Regions from separate parts of the Homo sapiens genome. Here region 1 is linked to region 2. Evidence: read pairs that join two places in POLR2A ChIA-PET (ENCODE). Cell type or tissue: GM12878. All regions are shown on one strand. Links, peaks and the distances in the headings refer to the core of each region. The heading gives the core; the rest is flanking DNA.

The links. Peaks named below come from ENCODE experiments on the same cell type or tissue, not always from the same donor. Only the 100,000 strongest peaks of a DNase experiment are listed, where the experiment ranks them.
Region 1: POLR2A ChIA-PET joins it to region 2 with 10 read pairs; 3 of 35 experiments call an interaction of 5 or more read pairs at or near these places.

The regions. Positions count from the first base shown.
Region 1 is chr14:22,452,507-22,467,784 of GRCh38, forward strand. The region is part of intron 2 of TRD-AS1 (TRD antisense RNA 1); the gene reads right to left. It also overlaps TRA, TRD, TRDJ4, TRDJ2, TRDJ3 and TRDC. Among named protein-coding and RNA genes, the nearest start is that of TRD-AS1, 23 kb to the right of the region's middle. RefSeq lists enhancers at 10,388-11,587, 12,010-12,229. In GM12878, for the core only: no CTCF peak of the experiment used is centred there; no DNase peak of the experiment used is centred there; H3K27ac peaks cover 1,146 bases.
Region 2 is chr14:22,385,085-22,400,362 of GRCh38, forward strand. All of the region lies in intron 2 of TRD-AS1 (TRD antisense RNA 1), which reads right to left. It also overlaps TRA. Among named protein-coding and RNA genes, the nearest start is that of TRD-AS1, 90 kb to the right of the region's middle. RefSeq lists enhancers at 2,588-2,817, 2,926-3,426. In GM12878, for the core only: a CTCF peak has its summit at 6,951 (motif pointing right); DNase peaks (open chromatin) are centred at 5,977 and 6,967; H3K27ac peaks cover 838 bases.

The DNA of each region.
Region 1 (15,278 bases), core at 2,499-10,498, 66 kb after region 2:
ATGTGGAATTGAGGTACCATGACTTGCGTTTTATGGATCAGGAAACTGAATCTTAAAGGGGTTCCTCAAGATCACACAGCTTAGTAAAGTCATCATTTGAATCACCTGCTTGATGCCAGCATCTGTGCTCTTAAGAAGTCTGCTCTTCCATCAGGGCTGCAGCTAGACTAGGGCATGTGTGGAGGTTTTTCCTGCCTGGCCCAGCCTCTGCCTCAGGTCTCTAATGAGCTCCTTTTCAAGCTGAATCAGAAACAACAGTTATGCCACTTCCCTTCCAGTGCCATCCCCATCACTTCTCTCACCAAGGAAGAACTTCTGAACCCCCGCCAAAACCAGTTACCCAAAGCAGCATTCCCCTTCCCCAGGAGGAGCCAGGTGAGGCCCATCTCTCACATTACACCCCTGGAGACCCAGGGTCCCTAAATACAGAAAGGTCCAGACGATGATCAGAGCATCACTCTTTCCCTCAAGAAAAGGAGTCCACATAATTCTGGCCTCATCAAAATGTTTCTCAGATTCCAAAAGATGACCTTCCCATTCCTCCAGGCCCACTAGCCCTTGGCCTGGCATCTGGCACTCCCTCTCACTCCCAGTCAGCATCTCCCAGAACAGAGCCTTTGCACCTGCAAGTCCTTCCACCTGGAGCCATTTTCTCCCAGGGACTCACACAGTTTTCTCCCTCCCCTCCTCCAGGTCTCCACTCAAATGTCATTTCCAGTGAATCCTTTCCCTACCACCTCATGTCACTCTGAAGACCCCTTTCCCTGCTTTATTTATAGCCCTCATGTCTACTTGAATCTTTATATGCTCGTTTACTGTCTGTTTCCCTTGCTCTGTGAGAGAAAGGACTTTGAGTTGTTTCTTACTGCACCTATAAGTACACTGAAAGCACTAAACAAACATTTGTTGAATGAGTGAATGAATAAATAAAGGAATGAATGAATCAGAGAAAAAGTCAGCTATGGTATAAAGCAAAAGAAAAGAAAAATGAAGGGAAGCTGGTAACCTACAGAGCCGAGCCTGAGTCCTGGCTCTGCAACCCATCACAGGTCTCTGCCACGAAGTGCCAGGCACTGTTCTGGGTGCCAGGGAATCGACATGAACAAAGCAGGCATGAACTTCTGCCATATTGGAGCTTATTTTCTAATGGCAAAAGACAGATGGTAAACTAAATAAATAAATAAAAAATATATACAGTGCGTTAGGGTGGTAATAAGCCCTGAGAAGAAAAATAAAGCCGGGAAGGAGAATAAAGAGGACTAGTGGGAGGGACCAGCATGCAGTTTTAAACAGAAGAGTCACAGAAGGTCTCACTGGAAAGGTGACAGTGGAGCAGAGACCCGAGGAGGTGGTAAAGTGAGGCATGCAGACCTCTGGAGAGAGAGCACTTCCAGGCAGAGGGGACACAGGGCTGCCTGGGGTGTGTGGCTGGAGGAGGGGAGGGAGTGATGGGGAGAGAATGTGAAAATGAGGTCAGATTGGTGATGGGTTGGGGAGAGGGTGGCTTGTAGGCCACTGTAAGGACTACTGCTTTTGGATTCGAAAGGGAAGATTGGGGAGTAGAATGGAAGTCACACGTAACCTAGAGAAAAGATCTAGAGAGACAGAAACCTGAATACCAGTCCTAACCCACGGCCCTAAGAAGTGGGCACCCTCTTCATATCACATAACACCAAAAAATAGCTTCTGTTCTTTTTCAGCAACCTGTCCCAACAATCCTTCCTGCTTGGGAGCTCTGTTCTTAGTGCAATTACATTCCCCACGCTTCTAGTAAAATGTATCTTCTCTGAGTTTAGCCCTAATAAACATTCTAATAATTACATCGAGTCTCTCTAGTTCACAGATGCTGTATCTAATCTTATAACCTATAATACGGAAGATGTTATCCTCACTTCGTAGAGAAACCAGATAAAGCTCAGTGAGTTTAAGGAACTTGGCCAAGATTACACACTTGGAAAGGGACAGAGTCAAAACTAGGTTTTGGATCTTCTGACATCCTTCTACTTTACAACGACTAGGAACCACCCTTCATGTTAGTGATTCTCCAACTATCATCTACAGTCTTTTAAGGATTGTAAACTGATCCGAAAAATCCATATTCCCTCCTTGGTTTTTATGAGTGACATACAGGCAATCTCATAGATTCTGATGTTCACGTATAACAGAAATTAATTTAACTGTCACTTCTAAGTGTGAGAGTGTCATTGAAGCTTGCTAAAATTTGATATGCATGAATGTGTTATTAAAATGGATGGAAAAACTTAATTCTATTTTGTACTAAGCAGTTTGGCTGCTGCACAATACTTGGCAATGATGCAAAACTCTCAGATATGAAATAAATTTCCCCTAAAAGGTTGGAATGCATGGTATATATAACCTGCTAGGTCCCTGCCTCACCTAAGTGTAGCCCGAAGGTGGAGAACCACTGCTCTATGACCAACGTTCCACCCTTCTTTCCTCTTGATCAAACCAAAAAACATCTTTCCAGTCTATATTCATTCTCTCTTATTTGAGCACAAATTCTGTCAGATTGTAATATGGGCAAAAGCTTGGATTTCTATTTGATGCTAGAGTCACCTCTTGTTCCATCCTGAAGGACAACCTCTAAGACGGAGGAGAAGAGGCTAGGCCAGATGGGACAGAAAATCACATGGGATGAATATCATGTGACTTGGCAACTGGGGCTAGGGTTGCCGTAAAGGGAAAAGCAAGGTAGTTTTTGGATTAGGTATGTCAGCTGTGCCAGACCCCTGATCTTTGGCAAAGGAACCTATCTGGAGGTACAACAACGTAAGTAACCTACTTTTCCTTCTTATGACCACTATGTTTGGCAATTACATTTGTTAAATATTTTTCTAAGTCACCAGGTTAGGAAGCAGTGCTCCAGTAGGTAATATAGCAAGGGATGGCTTGAGGAACAGGAACTGAGTTTCCGATAAAATCCAGGATGGCGTCTGTGCTTCAGTGAGCCGTCTTGATCCATTGTCCTTCCTAGAGAGTTTCTATTCCCTCTACCTGGCTCCAGAAAGCTACCCTCCTCAACATCTATGCATCCACCATGTACAGATCTAGGCCACCACTGTGATCAGACTCACATGACAGCACTTCGGGGGGTGGACACAAGGTGAAATGAGGAGCACGCTGAACCAGTAAATCAGAGGCCAAGTTCCAATCTGTCCAATGCATTAACTGACAATGCATTAGCTGACAAACTCTGTGACTTAACTGCACTGAACTATAGTTTCCCTATAGTTAGATGAAGGATTTCCAAGCTGTCTTCCAGCCCTTGCCCACTATGATCCTGATTATCCCCAGACCAATTCTTATGAACAATTGGGAGGAAAAGCAAGGAAGCCCAATGGTGTGACTGTCCTATTACCCAGTAGGAATTCTGTGATTTAATGGAAAAAAAAAAAAAGGCACTGGAAAGGGAGTGAAAACTCTCCCTATGCATCCCTTAATTAGCCCTTGTGTGATCACAGAGGTTTGGAAAAATGATGCCTTGAGGCTCCTTTCAGTCCTACCATCTATTACTCTGGTTCAGGGGCTGGAAACTGGAAATTGAGTGAAGCCCAACTCAGCCACTCACTTAACCACCTTTACAGTGCCTTTGTCTGTGAGATGGATCTAAAAATATCACCTCATAGAGTTTATTTCAATAACTTTGTTGAAGTAGTATAAACACCAGCTGTTTAAGTAGGAAAGTATTTATACAAATCATAGTCATCTGTGATTATTATAGTCCTTTGGATAGACCCCAAGTCTTTTGCATCAATGGCTCTTGCTCCAACCATTGTGTCCTTCCACCTCTCGCTGAGGCACAGTCCTGTTGTGATTGATTTAGTTGAGGCTTGTTGTTACGTTTCTGCCTACAACGGCCATTTGGCAATTCTCAGCAAAATATGTGAAAATGTTATCCTGAAGCAAGATCTGGGAGTAAGAGATGGCAGGTTGAGGAGATAATAGCAGAAAATCTAAGGACTTGCCTAAGTGTCAAAACTCAGAAGATAGCAGACATCAAAAAAGCTGCCAAAATATAATGCTCAGATCTCAGAAACCCTTGCAAAGCTCTGTCTCCAGCTACACCCATTCTGCTCCACCCACCCACTTCCAAACAGATGAATTAGACTGACAGGGAGCAAATAGGTAGCAAGGTTTTTCGTAATGATGCCTGTGGTAGTGCTTTGACAGCACAACTCTTCTTTGGAAAGGGAACACAACTCATCGTGGAACCAGGTAAGTTATGCATTTTACTACAGCTCAGTGTGTATATTTCTTTAGGGTTGTTGTAGCGTAGTCCTGAATGAATGGGGCTTCTTGGGAAGTAAAGAGTTCCAAATTAGAAACCCATTGTTTGTTGCAAACAGTAGGGGTAAAATTTGGGAGCAAATGCATTAGATTTCTCTTAAGAAAATATTCTGTATATGCTTGGAAACTCCATTCTGAGGCTTGGTATTCATAAGTTTTTTACAACTACTGAAAAAAAGCCCTAGGTCAGGCTTTTAGTTTTGGGCTCCCTAGAACCAGGAAAAAGGCAAGCTGTGGTTGAGGAGGGTCTCTCCAGTATTTATGAGGGATAAAAGTCATGGTCACAGTGTAGGAAGAGGGAAGGTTAGAAAGAAAAAAGTATTACGAAAGAAGGAGTTTTAAAAAGAGGATCTTTCTCTCCTCTCTCTCTCTCTCTCTCTCTCTCTCTCTCTGGATAAGAAGCCAATCTTGCCCTTGTCACTTTTTTCTGAACTTGCATTAAACCAACATAAATGGTTCAGATTAAATGGTTCTCAAGGTCCCATCCTGGCCTGGGTCTGCTGAGAGCAGTTATGAGCTCACCTCTCCTGTTAGCCCTGAAACTGGGAACTTTGCACAATGGTTCAGGAGCCTGTATCCAATGTAGAAACACAGCCACCAACTCCAGGACAATAGAGAAGTCGTGGTCCCCTACTGGAGACATTGTCTACTGGTAGCCTACTCCAATGTTTGGAAATCCAGGGGCTATATTCTGGTAGTTTGGGTAGCTGCCAACAGTCAATCACTAAGACCAGTCCAGAGAATAGCCTTCAGACACCTTCCAAAATGCCAAGTCCATTGGGAGAGCCATTACCTCTTACATGATTAGGTATTGATTTTGTTTATTCAGAGGAAATAAATAAGTAGGGAATGGTACATGAATGTGGCTAGGCTATCTGACCAAAAGTCCAAAAAGTGACTGGTGCTGTCAACATGGTCTCTGCCTCTCAGAGAATAATATAAACTTATAGGGATTCTCCACTGCCTGTTGCCTCCAGGGAAATGGTAGAATTTGGTGAGTTTTCTTATCTTTGAGGGGAGAGAGACTAGAGCACTGAAAAGGAGGGAAACAGAATCATGTCGTAGCTGATTGTAGTCTGATTGATGTTTAGCAAATTGCATCTGAGCAAAAACTACTGTGTTTCATTTTCCCCTAAAATCATTTCCACTTGAAATTTGGAATTATCTGCAGTGTTAGAATCAAATCTTTGAGGCTGTGCCTTTGGGAGTCTTAGGGAAGAAGGAAATTGATGAAACTGATGCTTAGCCCCTCTGCCAGGATGCTGACCATGCTCCCCGATGACACTCCATTCGCTTCTCTGGTTTTCTTCTCCTGCAGTGGTGAAATGTAATATGATGATGTGAAGCTCAGGTAGGGGATGTGAAAATTTTCAAATCAAACCCCAAGTCCTTAAAGCTTTGACAGTGAATAATGGCCCTACACAACTGTCATTCTCTTTTGCCTGGCTCTAGCCCAACGATCTTGATTTTTGGTGATGAGGCAGAGTAATTCACATGGTCTTTATGTTACATTGCACATGATGACTATATACTCCTGAAACTTATATCTGGATCCAGAGTCAGGAGAAATTATAAAACAAAAATAAGCAATGCAAAGCAAGCACTGGCTTCTCTGACCTGTGTCCATGACACACAGCACCAGTGGGCTCCCTGAGCAGTGACCAATTTCTTGTTCAACCCTCAGGTCCTTAGAAAGCCTTTCGCCAAGCTCAGGGAATTAGAAAGCAGGTTCGTTATTATTGTGAGACTCAGTCTGAGTGATGGGGGAAATTAGGTTTCTAATCAAAATTCTGTACTTGTGACCCAAGAGAATGGAACCAGAGTATAATAAGAATGGAAACTCTTTCTATAACCCTCCTCTCCTCAACCTAACATTTGTTGTAAGAAAGGTCAAGTTAAGTGCCCCATCCCTACCCTCAAGCTATTGTGTTCTTCTTGGATGCCCCTCTCAATAAACTGGAAGTTAGATTTTCCATCATGAAGGCAGCTATTTGTCACCTGCCACCCTCTTCTCTTGCTCTGTCTCAGCCCTGCCCTAGTATCTCTTGGATGGGGATATCACCCTCACATCTCTATCAAGCAGTTCAACTATTATTAGCTTCAAAGGGAACTGAGACTCTGTGTACTCAGCCCCTTGGTCTCATCAAGAGCAGCTTTGTAGTTCTCTGAGCTGTGGGGTCTCTAGGCTGAGAACTGAGGCTGGGGAGGCAGGGCACAGATGTTACAGCTCAGGCCCCAGGGCCAGCTCCAGGCTAGTTACCTGTGAGGCACTGTCATAATGTGCTCCTGGGACACCCGACAGATGTTTTTCGGAACTGGCATCAAACTCTTCGTGGAGCCCCGTGAGTTGATCTTTTTCCTATATTTCTGGGATAATTTGAGTCCTGGCACTGGGGCTGCAATCCAGTTTGCATTATAAATTATAACTAGTAAATGAAATTATAACAAGGAGACAGAGTATTACAGATGTGAAATAGGCCAGAGTGAACACACTAGACTGAGTCACTTAAGTAGCTCTGTAACTCTATTTATTTTAATATATATACTCTATATTAAAACAATAGCTCCCATTTATTTCTGAAATCTTCAGAGCAGCCCAAAAAACACAAAGAAATCTAGAAGAACTACACTAAGAGTTGGAGCATTCAGGTGCAAGGGAGACAGTGGGAGGGATACTTCAGCCCCAATTCCTCAGGAAGCTGCTTCATCTCTGCACATCCCTTTGGCTAAGCTAACTAGTATGCGTGCCTCCTTGCAAACTGAAAACAAGTGTCCTACAGCTTGGAAGATTCTGGAGAAAGGTAGTTAGCATGGTCAGAGTAATTAGGTAGAACAAACTTTTATTTCAGGGTTTAAGTTAAATCCCATATTGGCAGAAAGTCTTGAAATTCTGAGTGACATTTATTACAGTTGTTGCAATTCTTAGGGGATCAGTAGGACTAGCTATGAGAATCTAAAACATAGGTGACTTCTAAGTTTATAAATTAAGAAAGACTGTTCAGGAATGGTACACACTTTTTTGGTATTGTTTACCAGCACATAAACTTAGCAATGTATTGGTGTTCATAAAAAGAGAAAGTCTGACAATAAAGCAATTTTCCAAAGAAATAACACTTGAAACACATGTTGCAATGTAATTATATTTGTGGACTAAGAAAAAAAGACTACAAGTTCTTCAAAGATAAACGATTAAATCTTTAATCTAAATTCTGGACTACAATTTCATACAGCTTCACGTCTGGGTTTAAGTCAAATACAAAATAGACTAGGATGCATATGGCAACTATATTGAGTGCACTCCAGTTTTTAAAAAGGTTTAATTCAGTCAGACACCCATTTCTTTGGTTACCAAGATGCCAAACAATGGATTCTATAAGACACTTTCTTTCAAACAATCGTTTTGAAAATATAAACATTAATGTAGAAAGAGGGATTCAGAAAAATGTTTTATCAAATCAATGTATTATGCTCTATCTGAAATGCTGACTAACAGAGTCAGAGCACAATATCATAAGTGCATGACCTTCTTCAGACATCTGTCTTTTCAGTTATATTGTATTATTCAAATTACTCAAACCCAATCTCCCCAGCCCAAAGTGATGATTTGACAACTGCCTGATGAATTTAGCTTTTAAAATTCTAGCAAGCCTTAATTATCCAACTAAATCAGACCAGGATTAAGAGATACTCTTAAATAAACAAGGAGATAGGGTGTTTATTTTATGGACAAGTTTCTTTTGTAACTTGTAACTCCCTTGAAAGTCAGCCAGAGTATGTCTCAAACCAAAGTCAAGATAGTGAGCAAGAAGTGTTGCACTTATGAAGGGAGGTGAGTGAGCAATGCATGTGGTTTCCAACCGTTAATGCTAGAGTTATCACTTTCTGTTATCAAGTGGCTTCAGCTATGCAAGGAAACCAAACAGGGGAAGTTTTCTCAAGCAGGTTGAAAGCAGGTTCCAAGAAAGCCCTTTGAAAAATGTCTAATCCTTTCAATTGTCTAGAACTAAAGCCAAAAACATAAGGAACCAGATTCTTAGGAATAAGTTTCCTGCCCTGAGTGACTGAAACAGAATCAGTCTTTTAGTTGAGCTTCTCAGCAGAGGAAACGGGGAGAATGATGATGGTAGTGATGGGGGGTTTCTCTGAATAGTTGATTTTCTAGGAAAACCATGATCAACTTTGGTCCATTTACAAAGCCGTGATCAGCAGAAACTTCCTGACTAGCAATCGCCCCCTCTCAACCAGATATAACCAGTTGATCTGGCAGTAGCTCTGCTGCTGTGAACCTCACAGCTGAAGCCCAAATTCAGATTCAGGATAAAGCATTAGAAAAATTATTTATTTTTATACAGAAAATTAGCCAGGTGTGGTGGTGTGCACCTGTGGTCCCAGCTACTCGGAAGACTGAGGCTGGAGGAGAGTCTGAGCCAGGAGGCAGAGGTTGCAATGAGTTGATATTGGGCCACTTCACTCCAACCTGGGTGGAAAAGACCCTGTCTCAAAAAAAAAAAAAAAAAAGGAAAAGGAAAATTACTTATTTTCCATTTACACATTCATTACCAACTTTCTGTTCAGCAACACCTAATGTCTTGATTATAGACCATAGTAGGTAAAAGTACACTGGAATTCAATGTATTTTTCATTTGATATCAAGAAGCAAAATTCACCTAAGTTTCAAATACTAAGGGCCAAATTTACAGGAGCAATTAATATTAAAAGTCAGCATTAAATTTAGGATTGAAAAATGTATCTTGATCATCATTCACAGGTTGGTTGTGTTTCTTGGTTTCAGGTATTAACAGGGCTCTTTCTTTAACAGTTATTTGAAGATAGCCTAAGAATTTAAGTCCCCATGGACACAACATTTATCACAATTCAAAAACTTCAGTGAGGCACTGTGTGAAAGAATCATCACTACCTCTCTCAAAGCTTCAAGACTTGTGGTCTTAAGGAAAGAAAAGTATGCATGTACAGGGTGGTAGTCCAAAGTGAGGCACAAAAGAAGAGAAGGCCAGGAGGGAAGCCAATCCTGGGACCAACATTCCACAGTTCCTCTTAGATTAAAACAAGAATGAACGGGCTTCAATTGGTTTTATTTCTTTAAGGACTTCCTGAAAATGATCATTGTTATCCTCTGATTAAAGACTCAAAGGAAACTATACAGTAGTCAGTCCCCTACAGAAGAATGAGTATTCACCTAAAGGCAGAAACATGTACCACCTACCTTCAGCAGATCCCTTTCCACCCTTTCCAGCAGATCTGGAAGGGATGGCACCCTTCCGGGACCCCAACACTGCCATCCTCAGAACCTCTGAGCCAGTTATGCAGTCCTTCTCAGACCCTCGATTCTTTAAGTGACAGAATGCATAGCATGAGCACCTGCCCTGATCTACCATCCAAGGGCCCATGCATTTACAAAAAACCAACTGGTGCAGAGAGATATTCAGCCTGACCTAGATTGTCCAGAGGATTGATTAATAAAACACAGATAATCGGCTGGATGCAGTGGTTCACACCTGTAATTCCAGCACTTTGGGAGGCCAAGGTGGGCGGATCACCTGAGGTCGGGAGTTCGAGACCAGCCTGACCAACATGGAGAAACCCCATCTCTACTAAAAATAAAAAAAATTAGCTGGGCATGGTGATGCATGCCTGTAATCCCAGCTACTCGGGAGGCTGAGGCAGGAGAATCACTTGAACCCGGGAGGCGGAGGTTGCAGTGAGCCGAGATTGCACCATTGCACTCCAGCCTGGGCAACAAGAGTGAAACTCTATCTCAAAAAAAAAGAAAAAGAAAAAAAAGAAAGAAAAAGAAAAAAGCCACAGATAATCGAAACCCAGATGATCCAGAAACTTCTTTGTAGTTGTCATTTTCCATCTGTGCTTCCAGCCCTATCTCCTAGCAGCTCCTAACTGGAAGTCAAACTTACTGCCTTTCATTTCTGCTCCCCTTGCCTGTCCTTTCACAGAGGTGGTAATAAGCCCAGGTCACTAACAGGATGCATGGAGGTCTGGATTGTAGTGTTTGGCTCCAGGGTAATCGAGGTAATCACCACTGTTTAACCCCCACAAAGTTGTGAATAATCATCTCACCTAATAAGTTGATTATATTTGCAGGAAGTCAGCCTCATACCAAACCATCCGTTTTTGTCATGAAAAATGGAACAAATGTCGCTTGTCTGGTGAAGGAATTCTACCCCAAGGATATAAGAATAAATCTCGTGTCATCCAAGAAGATAACAGAGTTTGATCCTGCTATTGTCATCTCTCCCAGTGGGAAGTACAATGCTGTCAAGCTTGGTAAATATGAAGATTCAAATTCAGTGACATGTTCAGTTCAACACGACAATAAAACTGTGCACTCCACTGACTTTGAAGTGAAGACAGATTCTACAGGTAGGCCATTTCTAGCTTCAAGGAGCTGGAGATTATGGGGAACAAGAATTGGGTGAAAGGGAAGTTAGAGATGTAACTGTGGACAAATCATTCTCAGTATAGCATCATGCTGGAAATAAGACTTAGGCCCAACTATAGCCTGCCATTGGCAGGGGAGGGAAATGCTTGTCATCCCTAAGATGGAATCTAAAATAAAGCCCATCTTATTTCTTCCTCATCTCTCCTCTTTACCTACCACTGTCCCCTTCATACTAGACTCTGGGATTGAAAGTCCTCGTGCATTCTAATCCAGTGCTAAATTCCAACAAAGGGCAATGCGGCCTATTGTGGGGCTAAGAATCCTAGTTCTTCCCGCATATTGGTGTGCCTGGATGTTGACCTCATGGTACAATGAAAAAGGCTAGAATGGGAAGCATGTTGTATAATTAGCTATGTGACCTTCACCAAGTCACATCCTCTGGTCCTCAGTTCACTCACCCAAAGTCTCCTCCAGTTTTAAAAGCCTACAATCCTGTGAGCCTCTTCATTCCCAATGTAACCCTGACCACTGCTGTTTGTTCCAGATCACGTAAAACCAAAGGAAACTGAAAACACAAAGCAACCTTCAAAGAGCTGCCATAAACCCAAAGGTTAGTTCAAATCAAAGGGCCAACTTCAGAATCAAGGGTTAAAGCAAACTCTGTAATTGTCCACTGGGGCCAAAATGTATCAGATTTCAAAAGAAAACACAAACCATGCTGAGCCCAGTTGGTTCTGCAGAGCCTCTGACTCTCCCAGCAAGGCTTACCTGGCTGTCGGCATCGGTTTCCCAAGCTTGCCTGGCTGGGTGTCAGCAGCAGCCTAAGGTCTCTGACGGCTATCTGGCACCATGCTGGACTTGCAGGCCAGAAAGAACTAGGCAGACTTGGGGCAGGCTAATATCAGTGTTGCAGGCCCAATTTCTGGAAGGGAATTTAATCTCTCCCTGAAGCCACCCTCTTCACTCTTTTTCAGCCATAGTTCATACCGAGAAGGTGAACATGATGTCCCTCACAGTGCTTGGGCTACGAATGCTGTTTGCAAAGACTGTTGCCGTCAATTTTCTCTTGACTGCCAAGTTATTTTTCTTGTAAGGTAAGAATTAGCCGCTTCTTATTCCTATCTCTACCCACACCATGCTGCACATGGGGAAAGGGGATTTAGAAATGGCTAAGAAACCAAGAAGCATTGGAAAGGGAAAATAGAGACATACTTAGAATTAATAAGGTAGGCTATCTCAGCTACTCAGCAAAACAGCACCCCATTTCCTGTTATCCTTTCATTTTGAGTCAGACTGAAACCCATTAGGTAGTATAATGTACTATTTTTCTAATATACCAGAGAATAACCCTCACTTTCACTCCAGGGAGAAAACTGAAGATAAATAAGGAGAATTCATCTTCTTTACTGCTATTTTGTTCATCGACCAAGAGACCATGGGTTATTTGCAAGGCCATAAGTAAAGCTTTGCCTGAAGACTATCCAGAGGAAGCAGAACCTATCTTTGTCCTGATAAAGGGAATGCCAGCTCACACTCCTTAATCATAGGACCAGCCTGTCTATGTGTGGATCAGCCTGTCTTTGGGATGAACCTACACACAGCATTAGTAGTGAACAGCTCACTATTAGCTACTCAGGATGCATACACAGTTAGGTTTGAGATGTCAATTATTTGCCTGTTACTTGCATTCCGTTCTCAGGTAATCTCATACACGAAATTGAAACCAGGGCCTGGGTTTGCGTGTGAGGCTTCTCCCCCTCACTCCTTCTCCAATACTCACAAATGCTCATCAACCCCAGCTTCTGTTCTAGGAACAACCCTAGACTCAGAGTACTTGACTGATCTGACCCAGACAGTAAACATACCCAGTCATCTCAAAAAGGGGGTCCAGCTCACCTGTTATTTTACTAACAGTCCCAGGGACACAGGCAGTGTGGCTGGGTAAAAAGAGAGCTATACTAAGAGTCAGAAGATCTGGGTTTTATCCTGATTTTGACACTAACTTACATGTTACCTTAGCCAGGTTTCTTCATCTCTCTGGGCCTGGGTTTTTGCATCTGCAAAACAAATGAGTTAAAAAAAATAATAACCAAAGGAGAACAAAAGAGTCTCATGACTTGTGCCAACACTGATAGCTGAACTAGCTGAGCTATTGCCATGTGTACATGGAAAGTGAGCCACAATAGATTAGTGATGTCTGCAATGGTACAGTATAGCAAGTACCGGCCAACCCCAGACTACATGACCCCTACGATTCCTTCTAGCACTGGCAGTCTATTCTATAACAACTTTCTTCACTGCAGGCTGACTGGCATGAGGAAGCTACACTCCTGAAGAAACCAAAGGCTTACAAAAATGCATCTCCTTGGCTTCTGACTTCTTTGTGATTCAAGTTGACCTGTCATAGCCTTGTTAAAATGGCTGCTAGCCAAACCACTTTTTCTTCAAAGACAACAAACCCAGCTCATCCTCCAGCTTGATGGGAAGACAAAAGTCCTGGGGAAGGGGGGTTTATGTCCTAACTGCTTTGTATGCTGTTTTATAAAGGGATAGAAGGATATAAAAAGATATAGGACTCTTTTTTTACTCCTACAAGTGATACACTTTGAAAATGATGTTTTGTTCCTTTTGACTTTCTTTACCTTTTGAAGTAGAAAGTGGGAACCAACAGGTTCACAGCTTCATTCCTCATGAGGCAAATAGGCCTTGGGAGAAGAAGAGCGGGTGCCCTTTTATCTAAACATGGAAGGCTCTGCTCAACTGAGCACTAGATTTGCTACAAACCAGCATCATCTTCTTCCTCCTGTCCTCACGGCTTGTCCCACCCTCTATGTTCACTTCAGGAGCCACACTAGAGATTCTGCATGGCGTGGAGGAGGACAAAGTTTCAGCACTTTCTGCCTCTCCTAATACTTTACAAATGAGATTACATTTGAATTTGCTAATACTTTATGAGCAGGCAATGAGGTTTCCAAAATCTCATCTAAATACTCTCCAATCTATTAGCAAAAATCAGAGTAAAATACAGAGGAAAGGCACTGCTTTCTGTTAATTGATTTAACATGCATGAATTAGCTCCCTCTGAGTTCCAGGCACTATGCTGAGAGTACAAAGAAGACACAAGTCTGCTTTCAAGCAACTCACTGTGAAAGTGTTTTTGAAGGGAGGAACAGAAATGAGACCCCTATCTTTCCCTATAAAAACAACATTTTTACTGTCTTTTGCCTGCCAATCTGTATTTGAAACCATTGGACACTGATTCTCTGGCCTGGGACTTTGGCATTGATGGTTTTCTGCCTTTCTTCTCAGCCTCTGCCTCTATTGCATTTATTAAACTGCATTGTGTGCACCTCGCCTCTGGCTTTACTCTTTGCAGATCACCACAGGGGGAAACTCAGCTCTGTGAGCTCACTATTAGTCAGCCAAAAGCCAAATTGAACTTATGGGTCACACTGCACTTTCCTGAGCCCCAAGCCTACAGAGGCCCTGCCTTGGAGACCCAGCCTCGGGTTTCCTGCTGCCTCTGCTGATGCCGCTGTTACAGCAAGAGCAACAGCAGCACCTGCAGCGTGGCCAGTGACCTCTGCTACTGCCACCCAGGAAGGCCACAGCCTTTTCCAGGAGCACTGCTCAGGTGCAGAGCCCTAGCAACCCATTATTGTGGTTCTCTCAGCACCTATGTGGAGCATCAAGTCGGGGGTTATGAGGTTACAAGTGAAAGAGTGACTGTCGCCAACAACTCCACTTGCCATCCCCGACAGCAAACTCCCCCATCATGTCTACTACACCTTGTATGTGTAAGGAATGCTGATTTCCAAAACATTCACGAGTTACCTTGTGTAATATTAGGGTGTTTCCTCTGAAGTTGTTAGGAACAAAAAGATCATATTCTCATTTTTCAGATAAAACAAAAATGCCCTCTCCTCAAAAAAGTATGTATCATGTCCAGAGTCATTCAGTGAGGCAGGGATATTGCTGGGAGCAGAACCAAGGTCTCAAGATTTTCAGCCCAAAGTTCCTGCTATAAGAACATACTGCATCCCCAAATGAGGACAAGATGTCAAAGTGAGTATCAGCTAGAATGAACTTCAGGATTGTCCCATATTTAGCATATAAATGAGCCACCCTCTAGCCCACTATGCCAGAAACAAAAAAAATCCTGGCATATCACAGGACCATGAATTTCCCACACCAAAAGGAGCCTCCAGGGAAGATTTAAGGCAAGAGCCAGGAGGGATTATGGCTGCCTTCTGATCTGGGGCCATGATATGTGAACTGTGAGATGGACATGTGTCACACTCAGTAGGCATTAGAACAGAAGCCCCAGAAAGCCAAGCCACATGCCCAAGGTCTTTGGCTCCCTCATCCCCTGTTCTTTCCATTGTTCTATACAGTGGCTACTCTTGTCCACTGTTTCTGAAGAGCACATAAACTGCTGCCCAAACCACTCACTGATAGAGCCACCTAGGGTACAGCTGCAGAAGAGAGCCCTGGAAGTGTAACGCTGCATCTCTGGGCCTGTCATTATCCAGGTATACGACTTTGAGAATGTCCA
Region 2 (15,278 bases), core at 3,852-11,851:
TAAGACCAAGGTAATCCAGCCCAACTCTACGACACAGCTAAGCCAACAAGCAGCTGGATCTTGTGTCTCAGCACTCACAGAAATGTATAAATCATCTGATACCAACTGCTCCCCGGAAGCCTCTGTCTCCAGAATATAAATGTCCAACTACAGGACTGGCAAAGAAACCAAGCCCTGGGCAATGCCTACTATGGACCCTTATTTCTTGTGGTTTGCTAAGAAAAAAGTAGGCCCAAGGGAGAGGAGGGGGAAAACCAGGAGGGTCTAAAGTTCTTCTGACTGAAAGAAAAGACCACATCAGAGAGAAAGAAAGGAATCAGTTAAGTAATAAAAGGTTGTGAGTTGATTTATCATTCAACTAAACAAATTATCTTCCTACACAAACATTCTGAGGATTAAGTGAACAATATAATACTTTTCTGAGCTCTTTTTGATCAAATGCTTTGCTGTTAAAGGTTATATTCCTAGGGAGTTGATACTGAAGCTTCTTGTTCCTTGTCAGTAAACACAAGGAGAGGCCAACCCTCTGTAAATTTAAATTACATAAAACCTTTCCCCAAACTGTCTGGTCTCCTAACAGCCCCTTTTCACTGAACTCTGTGGTTATGGAATGTAAGTATCTTTATCACAGCAGCACAGACTTTTGAAAATTTGACATAATAGAATTTCTTCCTCACAAGGCATATCAAACACCATTGCAAACTAGTGGGATTTTTAATCAAGACTAAAGCAGAGGTCTTTTATTTGTTTGTTTGTGCTTAGATTATTTCCACATGACCAATAAAATGTTCTCTCTGACCATCATCCCTGCTGACTAGAAGTACCAGGAACCTTGTCTCACCCTCACCTCCAGAGGTAAGGGTATGAACGGACTGTGAAAAAACACAGCAGAACACTGGGGTCAGCAGAGAGAAAGCGAAAGAACCCCATGGGCAGATAATCTAAAAGCAGCAGAGAATCAACGGGAAACTAACACAAGTGCCTGAAGATGGAGACAGCAATTTTTAGTGATTTTGGCTTGTCTCTGTTCTATGAAGCTCCAACTCAGTGGCAACCTAGTGTGAAAATTTATGAAATACTTTTGGATTTATCTCTGTAATTCCAGGTCTGGCACAATATAGGTTTCTTGAATGAATAAATGGATGAACATGTCAATCAATGAATGAACAGTAATATTAAGGAGGGGAAGAAAACCATTACAGGTCAATGAATGGGTTCCTAGAAGATTCCCCTGTCTCCCATTGTCTTCCGACTCAGGGAGACAACAGCTGGAGCAGAGTGCCTAGACTTCGGGGGCTTAGGAGGCCACACATCTTAGAGAGCATTTCACCATCAACTGCAATTCCTTTGGCAGTTTGAATTATAATATTTACTTCCATGATACAGTCTTCAGCTGTTGTAACTGCTAGTGACCCTTCTCTGAATCCCTACTTCGTATGTTAGACATTTTTTATATGGAGAATTAATACAGCCTTGACTGCTATGCTTCTTTTTTACTTCCATCTCTAATAATAAGATCCTCAAGGGTCGAGACTGTCATACTCTTGTTTTTTGTGTTTACTTCACTGCATATCCTAGAGCTGAGTACATATGGAAGAATGAATCAATTAATGAAATTTATGAACACATGCTGAGGTTTAAAGAGAATATCAACTGCTTGGTTTGATGACAAAAAGCAACATCACTCTGTGTCTAGCACGTAGCCCAGAGGTGCGGGCCCCATCCTCTCGTGTGAGGAGCCCACGGTGATGCATAGGCACCTGCACCCCGTGCCTAAACCCTGCAGCTGGCACGGGCCCTGTCTGCTCTTCATTCACCGTTCTCACGAGTTGCAATAAGTTCAGCCCTCCATGTCACACTGTGTTTTCCATCCTGGGGAGTGTTTCACAGCTATCCCAAGCCCCACGCTGACGAATCACGGCCGAAAACACACTCTGATGCCAGCACAGACCACGGAGCAAATGTCAGACAAGATCAGCCTCGGAAAAGTGAGTCCTGAATTGCGATGGAAGTGGGCTTCCTCTCACAAGGACTTTGTGTGGAGATGCGCAGGTGGGCTGTTGGAAAAGACCCATGGAATTCCCTTCCTCTGGGTGCCTTTTCTGTCCCAACCTCTGGGGATTCCTCAAGAATCGGGGGGATTTCAGCACGGAGTGTGGGACTCTGTCTGCCCCAAGATCAGAGGATTCACCTTGCCTTTTGGAAAGAACTGCCCAGTGTATCAGGTTTTTATGAGTCAGTTTTAGAGTTGGGAATGCGGACAGATTTGTAAGAAAGTCCACAGAGCATATCTCTCCACAGCGGAGAAGGCTCTCGAGCCCCAGAAGGCAATATCACGGTGGCCTAGGTGGATGTCACGGGGTGAGAATCAACCCTCAGTTGCCACGAGGAATCTGAGGAGATCCAGGATTACGGTTTTTATGTAACTGTCTTACCTCTGTTTCACAAGGGCCAAAACTTCAGCCCCGTTATAAAATCAACAGATGCAGAAAAGAGACAAGTGGCCACTAGATGGCAGCAGATGGTAAGAAACGTGAGTTGCAGGCGGGCTGGGCAAGAGTTAGGCTGGAAGCCCCTCCATTTTGCTTTACATCTTTAATGAGATATGTGAAGAAAATTAGTCCCTTACATGCCAGACGCAGATGCCACAGCATATGGAGAGATGCCGCACAGCAATATTTCTCTGGTTATTAAACAGGAGGCACCTAACCAGTCATTCACTGCATCATCATGCAGAGTTATCCTTTAGGTCTCCGGATACTGTTGTTGACAAGGTAATAACAGAAGAAAGCAGTTGAGAAGACTGATGTCGGGACGTGGGCCTCTGGGCTCGTGGGACTTCACCATGCCAGGGGATGGGGCACATTGCCAGAAAATGAGGAGCAGCCCACTGGGGCCACTTTTCCGTGGCCAGGGGGACACTGTGGCTTCTGCTGCCGGGCTTAGTCCCAGCAGGCGTCTGCTGCTCTCTGGTCCCCCTGGCAGCCCTCGGGGGCTCATTTATTCAGAAGCCCCATTACCGCGAGACAATTCTGCGGTCTGACCTTTCACCACAAATCCCAAATGGGAAAGGGAGCTCTGGGAATTTTAAAGAGCAAACCACACTTGCTTCTCCAGCAAAATTGAAAAGATACAGCATAACTAGAGTGCATTCAGGTGCACATAGATAGGGAAACACGGTTTCCATGCTGCCCCAAACAAAAGGAGGGAGTCCAGTCCTGCCGACTGCAGGAAACAGCCTCACTCGGAAGACACACTTTTTCTTGGGAGAGTGTTCCCAGGTCCAGAGCAGGCAGGGATTGCGCCCACTTCCCCACTTCTCACACTTTTCTCCAACCCCACCACTCAGTCTGACTATTCCTTTATTTAATTCTTCCACACTCCCAAACCCAGGGGCTTCATAAGGCCTTCAGGGTAGCTGAGGAACAGAGAACAGATTATTCAGTCCAGGCAACTAGTCCTTGTCTCAGGCCCAACAAGAAACTGTTATCTTATTAACCTGAAAGCCCAGAACTCTCAGGACTTCTCAGAGTCACTCATGAAGCCCCTTAACAGTCCTGAAATGAAGATAAATAATACAGCCATTTTTCGTACAGAGAAACTGAGGTATAAAACTGAGATCAGCTGCAGCTCTCCTGGTCCCCATTGCTTTCCCACAGATTCAACCCTCTGAAGCATCCTCCAGTGAAAATGTAGTAGCAAGATTCACCCTACCAGGATTTCTCTCCCCCTCTTAGAAAATTACTTCCTGCGCTAGAAATCCTCACTTGTCTGTGTGACTTTAGACAACTTGCTTAACCTCTCTGTGCCTCACTTATCATCTGTAATTTGAGGGACTAGAACCAGATGATGACTAAGGCCCATTCCAGCTCACAGTCTTGTGGCTAATTTCCCAGTCCTCTGCCAGCCCTCAAAGAGAGTTGTATGGGACACTTTTTCCAGCAACAGCCAAACTCAACAGGAGCAAGCAGAATTTCCTTCTCCAATTGAGAAGCAATGGGGTGGTGGTTGGAGTCTTGTTGATGTCCTTTGTCCTCGGAGTGAGGCAAACAGTGAGGCTTCAGATGTTATTGGCACTAACAGCAGGGCCTGGAGGTGGCCACACTCTTGTGGAAGGACCATGCAGAGCTGTCCCTGTGGGCAGTGTAGGTGCATAGCCAAGACTGAGGGATGTTTTAATAACTACTTCTCAATAAGAAGTCCTATTTTATTCTGCACAGGGGTGTGGACCCAATCCAGGTCTCCCAGGAGGAATCTACTCTCACCCATAATAGGGGATTGGTTCAGCTCAGCTGCGCTCACAAAGGGCTATACAGCATGCAGCAGTACAGGCAGCTCCCCGCAGCTCCATGTGAAAATGACTCACAGCAGTTATGAACATCAAACCTCCTTTGATGTGTTCCCAGACATGAAGAACAGCCACGGGAGGAGGAGACGGACTCTGGTTGCTAGCTCTGTGGGGTGGCGCACAGAGGGCCTGGACACATCTGGTACCATCCTGAAGCTCCAGGAGAAATTCAGGCTGGGTAATTACCTAGGACTTCCTAGGATAACAGAGCTTCTTTCATCTATCTCTCTCCCTCCCTCTCACTGTCTTTCTGTCTCCAGCTACAAGGGAATTAGATTCTCCAAGGAATTACAACCTGTTTCTGTACCTTCACCTTTCCCGAGGAGATAACAATTCACATCCCTGAATAAAAGTTGTTTTATTGAGCACAAAATGAATGCACCCCCCTCGCTCAGCATCTGTGCCAATTGCCTTAAAGCTATAGACCTGGCCTCCATCAGCCAAGTGAAAGGATTTTCCTCTGTCATGGCCATTTCCAGACTCTCAGCCTTTTGAGTAGCCACATGGTACCTTGTCCTCCTAATAGGCTCTCAATGATGATTGAATACAAAGGCTCTAATTCTCTGTTGCATTGGCAGCTCCCAAGACTGGGTCGATCACAATCGTCCACAGCAGAAGACAGCGGTGCTGACGGTCAAATGAGCATCAGGGCACACAGCAGAAGGGGAGGGTCAGCCACTGTCCCTTCATGCCCATTTCAACAGAAAGCTTATTTATATGCAAGAGGTGTTCCCCTTCCAGACAGGGTTCAAGAGCACATTGGTCCCTGGAAACTTGAGCAAAGTCTTCACGGTTATAGAAGGGAGTGGCAAAGGACATGTAGGAGAGAATCAGTTCCACCCCATGCCTGCACATTTCATTTTCTGAAATGAAAAGCTCTCATACACTCACAGAGATCTGCACATACCCACACATGGAAATAGCATAAACAGCTACTCTTTACTGAGCAGTGACCACGTGTCAGGCACAATGCCTCGGGCTTCACATGCATCATCTCTAATCCTCATCGACGTTCTGGGTGTGGGAGTGAAGGCATCCCTGTTTTATGGATGAGGAACCTAAGGTCAGAAAGGCTAAGAAACTTTCTTAAGATTGAACAACTATGGTAGAAGAGCTACAATTCTAGATGGTTGGATTCCAAAGCATCATCTCTTAACCACTGTACTATGGGGCAATATGCTTATAAGCAAGTGCTTACTCTGTTGGAGGCACTGGGGTTATGAGATAGTGCAGGAAAGACATAGTTATTCACTTCGCAAAGCTTCATTTTTACCGCACACTCATGCACACAGTGCTACACACACACATGCAGAGTTACTATAACTGTGGTGTCTTCCAAGAGCCCTGTCACTAAGGTATCCTCAGTGTCGTACTCTCAGTCCTCCTGCACTTGAACCACAGTTTGAATTGTGCATAGGGTAAAGACTGAGGTCTTCTACAGAAAGGCCTAAGCTGCTTGAACTTTACAGACAATTATGTGAGCAATTCAACCTTTTATACATTATGCTGTAGTTACCCAGCTCCTGAACTAGTCATCAGGTATTTTATTTGTTTTTTAACGTGATCAGGAAGTTTCTCTGACTCATTTCTCTATCTTTGCAGAGGAACAAGGTAGGAGAGCAACAGGGGCAGGAACAGAGAGGATTTCAAGCTTGATGAAGGTTCAGTAAGTCAAGTCATAGGTCAACTAGAAGAAATAAAGCAGGGGAAGATTTGGGGTGGGGCTGAAGCTCCATTGTTTCCATGACACCATAAGATAAGTGGTGATCTAGGTGATCTAGGTGTGCAAAGGTGAAACAAAACGAAAGACGCAAACATTGTACTAGTTTCAGGTTTTGCCAAGAGCAGATTGGCTGCCAAGGCTACTTCAGCCTTGACTCATATAGATCCATGATCTGGGAGGCAAGACAGCGTCCTGCTGTGCTGGACATCTCAGTGACATTGACCCAACTGGGGGAACTCCCTGAGGTTAAGAAAACCTCCCTCCAAGGCTGAGTTAATGAACTACCTAGATGTAAGACAGGAGACTGAAAACATTTAAGTCCCAGGAAAAATGCAGACTTACCTTCTTATGACCTAGATCTCTTTGCAAATCTAATGAAAAAGGTTTGTTATGCACAAATGTTTCCCTCCAATTTTATTTCAGGAGATTTGTGCTCTTTCCTGGACTGCCCCTGAACCTGGAGGTAATAATTCTAGATCAAAGTCTCCCTAGAACCTTGAAAAGGGTGGACTGAGAAGACTGGATATACAGCTCTAGGCAACCAGTCCTCCACTGCCACCACCATGCTTTCTAATCTCCAGGGGAGCCTGGTCATCTTGCTGGACAATTGCTGTTTCTCCTGACAAAATCCAAGTTAGGAAACTGACAGGGTCTTTGTTTCTATTTCTCTCTATGCCTATCTCTCAAGGTGCCCTGTCATTAATGAATCTTAATCCTCACTTTTATTTCTCAACTCTGGCTCCCAATTTCTGTTTTCCCACCCCTCATCTGGGGGAGCCACCCGGAACCCCCTCATTAATCCACAGACAGCCATCTCAGGACTTCATGCTAAGAATTCATTGTTTCCCACTTTCCTGCATTTGAACACTGGAGGGCAATGCTGGACCAGCCAAAGCACTCTAGGTGCTCCGCTCCATCTTTGTCTCAACCTTGCCTGTCATTTCAGGAAGCAGCCTCTGGTTGGAAGCCAAAACCAAGGACCAGTGGAGCGCCCATAGGCTAGCAGAACAGCTAGGTCTATTACAGCATCTCCCCCACACGGGATCATAGGAATAAAAGGTAGCTCACGGAAAAGCACATCTGGTTTCATGGGTGACACAATCCCCTGGGAAAGAAACTGAGCGGGGTGCTTGCCTAACTGTGTCATTAACCAGAAACAATCTGTGTCTCTGACTAGGGGATGCAGATTCCTACCTGTCTTCACTCACTCAGATGTAAGCCCCTGGAGGGTAATGTCTTAGTAAGGTCTGCATTCCTGTAGCAAGCACAGTGTTTGGCAACAAATACTTGCTGGATGAATAAATGGATGAATGCGTGTATGGATACATATGTATAAAATGGAACTGGCCATTTTCAGATTTGTTGTTGTTTTCTAGCTCTTATGACACCCAAAGTTTAAATCATTAATCAGTTGCTGAGCATTCTTAGTCTTAAAGACAACTAAGGATGGTCAGGTGGTTAATTAAATCAGTGGTTGTCATTGTACAAATGTTATTTCAAACACCACTTCAAGAGTTTCAGGTCTCTTATTTTTAGGAAGTCCTTCATTGTGTCATCCATGTGTCCTCAGACCTCACCAGCCTGTGGATTACAAAATACAGACACTATTTCATTAATATTCAATTTACAAGAACCTGCGGGCTCATCATGTGGAATATTGAGTATCCGTGATGTCCCCAAGTGATTTGTGGGCATTTCATGTGCCACAGTGGGTCCCCACGGGGCTTGACAGTTCCATGGAGCCAGAGCTCTTCTTCAGGCCATCTTTCATCATCTTGTGAGACTTTTCTCCAGGCTGCTCTCCCCTCTACCTTCACCACAATGGATCCCATGTCAGGTGGACATGGTCTACTCTCTTAATCATTCAAAGCACTGCTAAATGTTTGAGGAAGAAAGAAGAGCACATTTTGAGACCCAAAACCCAACTTGAGACTCTTTCTACCTCCAGGCAGGCTTACGCATAGCAAAGACCAGCTCAAGGCGCCCGGTAGAAGTCTGCAGGCATCTCCATATCTCCAAGTGCAGAGAGCAGAGGAGATTTTTTCTTCTCAGTCCAAGACTAGTTCTTTTCCTGCCCTGGGATGATTGACAGTGAGAAAAAACATTTCCTCCAGGGAAGCGCTCTACCTGCCCCTCCACCTTCTCAGACGGGGCCCGACCTTCATGACCCCGACAAAGCAAACCTGGTGCTCAACTGTCTTATTAGATCTTCTAACACTATGTGTGTGACATCAACAGCCCTAACTAAATTCACACTTGGGAAAAATATGCCCCTCATTCTAACTAAACAGACACCATTTAATTTTCCTAACAGAACACTTACTATTTTGATGCACGACACCTGTTTTCAGTTTTATGATAACTTCATAATCTCCAATACAATGAGTGAGTGTTTATTTGAAATGAGAATAACCTCATTCTCAACTAGTTTTCTCAACAGAAGAAGAGTGCTCAAAGTTCATCTAGGGTCTTTACCTACAGAAATTCAATGCTGTCAGCAATCTTCAAGGAGCAGCTCTGCCAAAGGAAAAAGAAAGAAAGAAAAAAGGAAATCCTGCTTTTATAAGTTATCCCTATTATTAAAATTTCTAACAAATCTCTCCCTACAGTTCAAACCTAGGTCCCCAGAGTATATGGGCCTCATCCTTCTCATAAAAATGCTGTTAAAAAAAAAAGGTGTCCTTTGACACCTTTCCTGAGTGCAAACAGAGATTGAAAAAAATCATTCTAAAATAACATTTTTCTGTCACTGCCCAATGGGAGGTGAGTTGATCATAGGTGAAGCATGTCCTATTAGTATGTCTTGCTCAGGATGCCTTTGGTGTGAGTAAGGGATGGGTTTCTAGGGCAAAATCTCTGTTCTATACCCGCAAAAAACAATGTACAGAAATTTCCCTAAGAGAGGAGATTGGCAGTCAATACATAAGACTCCATAGGCAGGAAGTGTCCAGGGTCAGCTCCCTGCATTCAAATACAGACCTGCATCAGGGCTGTGATTTCCAGGTCCAAGGCTCGGTGAGTGGATAATACCTAAGGCCTGATGCCAGGCCTGATGTCCAGGTTTAACACTGATGGCAGGCCACAGACCCTCCTGTCTTGGGATTCCAAAAAGCCCAGAATCTTTCCCAGTTCCTACTGACACTAACTTTTGCCCGGGCAAGAAGTGTCTGAGATTGCTTCCCTTGAGACCATAGTCCTTTCTTATAATTCCAAAACTAAGCAGCCCTGTTTATGCTGCTGTGGCAGAGCATGGAATCTTGGTTAGTCCTTCCAAACTGCACCCATTGGGTTATCCCTGGGGAAATGATCACATTACGCTACTTTGTTGAACACTGAGGACTCCAATAAGGACTGTGAATCCCAACTATTTCTGGTGTGGGAGCCAGGGCTTTCAGGTCATTCACCAGAAATTATCCAACCAGAAAACTTTCTTTCAAGTTCTGTTCAAAGTCCAGCAGTTTGCCTACAGGATTCAGATGAGACTTCTAAGAATCATCTGTGTCTTGGATAGAGCACCCTGGCAGCCTCTTGAAAATCAATTCCCTAAGAAACCTATCTTTTAGAAATGGACCTTCACAAAGCCAGTGAGAGAATGGGAGGAGTATGTGGTTTCCAATGGGAGACATATATAGACTTTTATGTCATGAATTTCTGAAGTCAGACCGTGACAAATGTTGGTCAGAGTACAATGCACAGTTGCCCAAAGGAGGGGAAATTAGCTTGGTTCAGGAGGACTAGGAAATCCTCCCCATGGAAGTTTTAGTTAAAGTGACTTAAAGGATGAATGATTTTGACAAATGAGGGATTGGAGAAGGACATGGCGGGCAGAGGGAGTACAGCTTGAGCAATGTCCAGGAGGGATATAGAACTGTGCTTGGGGAACAGTGATCACTTGGTGAGAGTTGAGTCTGCCTGAGTTGGGGCAGTGGAGTGGTGGGAGTGGTGGGCTGTGGCTTGACTGAGAAAGCTTTTGTGAATCACATTAAGGGACTAGATTCTGTTATATGGGAAATGGGCAGAAATCACAGGCATATAAGAGGAAATGTGCTTCAAAGAGTGCTTGGAAAGATTACTATGGGTGGGAAGACTGGTTCCAAGACCGGAAACAATGAGATCAGATGTAAAGTTAATATGAAACTGAGGTAGACATTGAGAAGGATCAGAAGGACTTGGAAAGAGAAAACAGATTTAAGAAACACCTCAAAAATAGATAAATGATATGTGGGAATGAAAGAAAAGGGAGAGATTGTCTCTTCCCGACATCCTGGCTATGTACTGGAAGATTCCCTAGTTCCCAAGCCCCAAGGTCTTACCATTAGAAATCAGTCCTTACTCATTTGTCCATTAAGGCTTAAGGTGTCAATCCTTCCAGGAATGCTTTTATGTTTCTATGGTCCAAAGGCTTAATCTCCAGTGGCAGAATGCCAGGTACCAATAGAGGAGATTTGGGGGCAGTGGTCTTCTCGGGACCCTCAAAAATCATTACATAGTTGCCCACTCCTCTTATTTATAAAGCTGTTCGTGTGAATAAGCACCCAACTACTTTGTCTGTGCCCATTTGATCACTGATTGAATAAGAAATAAAAGCCAAACATCTATATTCTTTTTCTTCTCTGAATAATCTTTTCCCCTGTCTTCAGATTTGGAACAAGGAAACCCAGATCCAGGGAAAATATTCTAAATCCTTGACCTCCCTATCCAGTTGGCACCCCAGCCCAGTAAAATGGCTTCAAGTACAACATTCCCCCAACAGCAAAGACAGCCTTCCTGGGAGTCTTGGGTAGGCCTGTCCAGGGCCACCGTGCAGCACACATACATCTTCCCAACCAGCTCCACTGTCACAAACACCATCCACACTGCCATGGGCAAGCCTCTGGCCACCAATGCCACCCCACCTGCTCTGGTGTGGGCACACCTACAGCCATGCCACCAACACTCCTCGTGCACATGTCTATGGTGTATCTGTGCAGTCACAGTTGTCACCAGCTCAATTCTGTGTAACCCTAAGTCCAGGCATCTTGGGGTGAATGTCTCCTTATTCCTTTGTCCATTGTCCTGCTCTCCCTTTAAAATTGTTCATGAGTGTATTTTGCAGAAAGATATGTGATCTTGAAAGACAGAGAAGGAAAGAGATGAAGTAGGAGAGTGGCAGGGGTGGGGGTACAGATTTTGAGAAAGGCAAGAAAAAAGAAAGGATCCTTGACCTCCATCAGTCCCAACTCCCAAAATAAGACTGGCCCTAAAGATAGCTTATTATTTATCCCAAATTAAAATTTTATGGCTCTGCAATCATTGTGTACACAGTGAAAAGAAAACCATCACACAAAAGATGCAGTTATCCTCACAGTGGGAACAATAGCAGCCAAGCTGATTCTGCTCCAAGAATAGAATAACAGTGCTAAGTCAGGAACTCCAAAACTTTGTCAACAAATAGAATAATTTCTTGGTGGGAAAATGGCTATGAAAGAAGGTGGGCAGGAAAGCAACCTTCTGACTCTTGAACTTGGCATGGGTTGCCAGGGAAAATTCCAGCCTTGGTCCCTCCATAGTGAGCTCACAACCAGCTCTGCTGACTGGGGAAAAGTCCTGCCTGAATATGCACAGACTCCAGAAGGCCCTCACCTTACCCTTGCCCAGAATCATATACAGAATCTAACAGGCTGTACCTGCTTCTCTTGCCTAAAGTTATGCATCATTACCAGATTTCCAGCTCCATGATGGCAGAAATTTCAGCTGATTTTTTTTTCCATTGTATCCTCAGCATTCAGCAGAAGGTTTGTATATACTTGGCACTCAATAAACACTTGCTGAATGAACGGTTGATTGATTAATCAATTAATTGATTAATTTAAAATGAGCAAAATACTTTCTCCCTGTCTGGCTTCTGAAGAGTGAGTCTGAGTACTAGAAACTGTCAGATAGGCAATAGAAGCCACAGTCCACTTGGAAAAATGACTGTTTCTACCTTTGCTCATCCTTCTGGGCATCTTAGATTCCTGAAATTCAGGAACAAGGACCCAAGAGATCATGACCCACCAAGTGTCTTTCAACAAAAGACTATTTTCCTGGCTGTTTCCTTTCAGAGAATAAGCCTCCTGGGGCTGATAAGCGAATGGCACCATATGCTGAAAACACAGGCCCTGAGTGGCAGAGGGCACCAGAGCCTCCTCTGAGGAGCCTGTTGGATTGCAGCCTTTCAACAAATCTGAGTGTGTCTTTTGATAGCATCAGCATCAACCACCCCCAAGGACCTCTTTCTTTTATTGCTTCAGCAATGAAGCAGCCACATGGCTGTTGTAGATAAGGTGGCCCAAGTGCATTGTGCATGCAATGTAGGCTGCTGGTGCACAGCACTGAGAATCGCAGACACGCCGTGTACCAGCTTCTCTACACTGCGTTGCCCTTCCTCTGTAAGTGGCCCCCAGGTAAACGGGTGTGATTCCCCACCACTTCTCATTTCTCATTTTCTATCATTTTTTTCTTTGCCAGATGGCTCCTGCAAGACTGAAATCACACAGCCTTCCAACATGGCCACAATGATTGGGACAGATGTCAAGTTCCAACGCTAATATAACATTCCTGATGGGAATTATGATTCTTTGTGCTGGCATCTGCAAAGAGCTAACCAAAGGTTTACCTATATCTGCTATCCTTTCAAGGCACCCTGGAATCAGAGCACTGCTAGTTGTCTGTGGACAGAAAATTGTTCTCCAGAACCCGAATCCTTAAGCATGTGCAGCCAAGAGACTGAGCCATTTACTGCTGTGCACTGTGGGCACCATGATGCATGCTGGATATCACACTGAACAAACACTGTAAGCCTCAAGCAGCCTCAACACAGAAAATTCAAAAGATCCACCAACAACACACAGGGTGTTTAGTGTCATCTTAAACTTGCATCTTGAATGCATCATCGATTCATTCATTCCAAACTAAAAGTCCCTTAAGGCTTTCAAATTGATGTACTGAGTATTGTGAAGGATACCAACATATATAACAAACACTTCTCAAATAATAAAATGTATTCAGCAGGTACAATCTCCTCACTTTTATGTTGCTAAACCATGAGAAATTAAAATTAAATCCTGTATAATTACTTGAATCTTCCAGCTGACAAATAAAAGTAGTCTTTGATACACAGAAGGACAAATGAATTGCACACACATACAAAATTAAGGCCAGCAATTAACATCTTAATGACATACCCTTAACTTACCAACATTTCTAAAAGCCTGAAAAAATATTAAATATCTATGTATACATGATATGTACAGTAAATTTATAGATAGATGATAGATGAATGGATACATAGACAGGCAAGCTGTAAGAAGCATCATAAAAGGACTGAGCTCAAGTTCAGACTTTAAAGCCAGACTTCTTGAGTTTTGAATTCCAGACCTTCCATTTACTGACTCAATAGCTATGTGACCTTGGGCAATTTACTTTTTGCCTTGCTTTCCTCATCTATAAAATAATGATTACAATAACACCTACCTCAGGGGATTGTTGCAGGAATTAAGTGACCTATAGCACATGTTACTGTATTCAGAGCAAAGCTTGGAACATGAAAAGCACTCAGTGAGTATTAACTACTTTTGCTTTTGAGTGTGATAATATCCTGAGGATGATTACTAAATTTCCCCTGTGTTGGGCTGGGTTGAGCCTTTAGGAAGTTGTTGATAAGAAATGTCAGTCTCTTGAACAATTAAACATTATTTTCTACATTAGTATCCTATCTAGTAAGAAGTAAATATCAATGGAAATTCAGAGAAATACAATTCAAAAGGCCTTCAGGACCTTTTTCCTGGATGGCAATAAATTATTGAGGGCTTCCTATGTAGAAAAAAAAAAAACAGAGGAAAGTAATTTCTGCTTGACCATCATAAAATAAGCAAATATAGGCTTTGCGAGATATTAAAATACAACAGTAACCCCACTCATTAAATGAATAGAATAGTGGAATAATGTATAAATTTAAAGCCAAAAGTAAAATTAAAGTTGTTTATGCACATATTTTTGAAGTAAAATATTTGTTCTATCAACATAAAAGGCATAGTAGATGACCTGAAAAAGTTTCCACCTCCAAGAAGATAACAAATCAAGTCAAAGTCACAGTATGCCTGACGTTGTGTCATCCTCAAAAACTGGGAAGTCAGGATCAGTCCAAGACTCCAGAAGTGAGGAGGCTCTAAAAGACACCTCCACTTCAGCCTCTGCTTATTCAAGGCCCCAGCCATGGAAACTCGATGGTGTGAACTGCTGAGCTGAGAACTGGGGGTAAGTGAGGACTGTCTTCTCTGTTTTCTTTTCTGAAGACGCAGGGTCTCCTGCTAATTCGGATTCTGTGTTTTATTCATTAGTGGGAACACAAATCCCCTGCTATCTTGCTAGCTTTCTCATTTGCAGCCAACATATGGGTTTATCAGCACGGTTAGCCCCCCAAGAACAGCCCTTCAGGGACATGGGATAACACAAAATGGGAAATTCTTCTTGGAATAAAGAGTTGGGGAAGGATCCTTTGTAAAATTTGGTTTTGGGGTCAGATTTCAAAGTCTTAACCCTCATGGGACAGGCAGAGACTCGGGGATATTTGGTGAGTGACTGAGTCCCTATTCCTCCTGAGCTTGCCCTTCCCCAGGGCACCTCAGAGCCAGAACTGCTGAATGTTAACATGGGGCACTCAGGTTTCCTACAGGACACTTACAACTCTGGTAACCCTGCTGTATACTCTGCCAGTAAGGAACTACTTAGTAATTCCTCCGAGAGCCAACATTCAAAGACTAATGCCACGTCACATGCAATAGGGAAATGCAGCTCTATCTGTCATTCACATCTCTGATTCTGTCATTCATTACTCCATGCTAAAAGTCCCAGTGGGAGAAATTGTCTTTCTTCTTTTTCAAAACCAGCTTCTACTGAAGGTAAAGAAAAGTTTAGGGGTAGAAGAACAAAGTCATTACAGAACCATGCATTGATTGGTGAGCACTGCCCAGGGGCAGGTTTTGTGGTAATGATCCATAAGAAGCAAAGCAAAAATTATGGTGGAGTCGATGGAATATTTGAGAGTCTCTGCCCCAACCATCTCATAATCGAACTGGGAGCCCTCCAATCTCCCCATGCAAGCCTTGGAGGACAGTCATAGAAGAAAAAGTGAGCAAGAAGGTTTAACTAGCTAACAAGTGTTCATCAAGTATCCATAAATCTCAG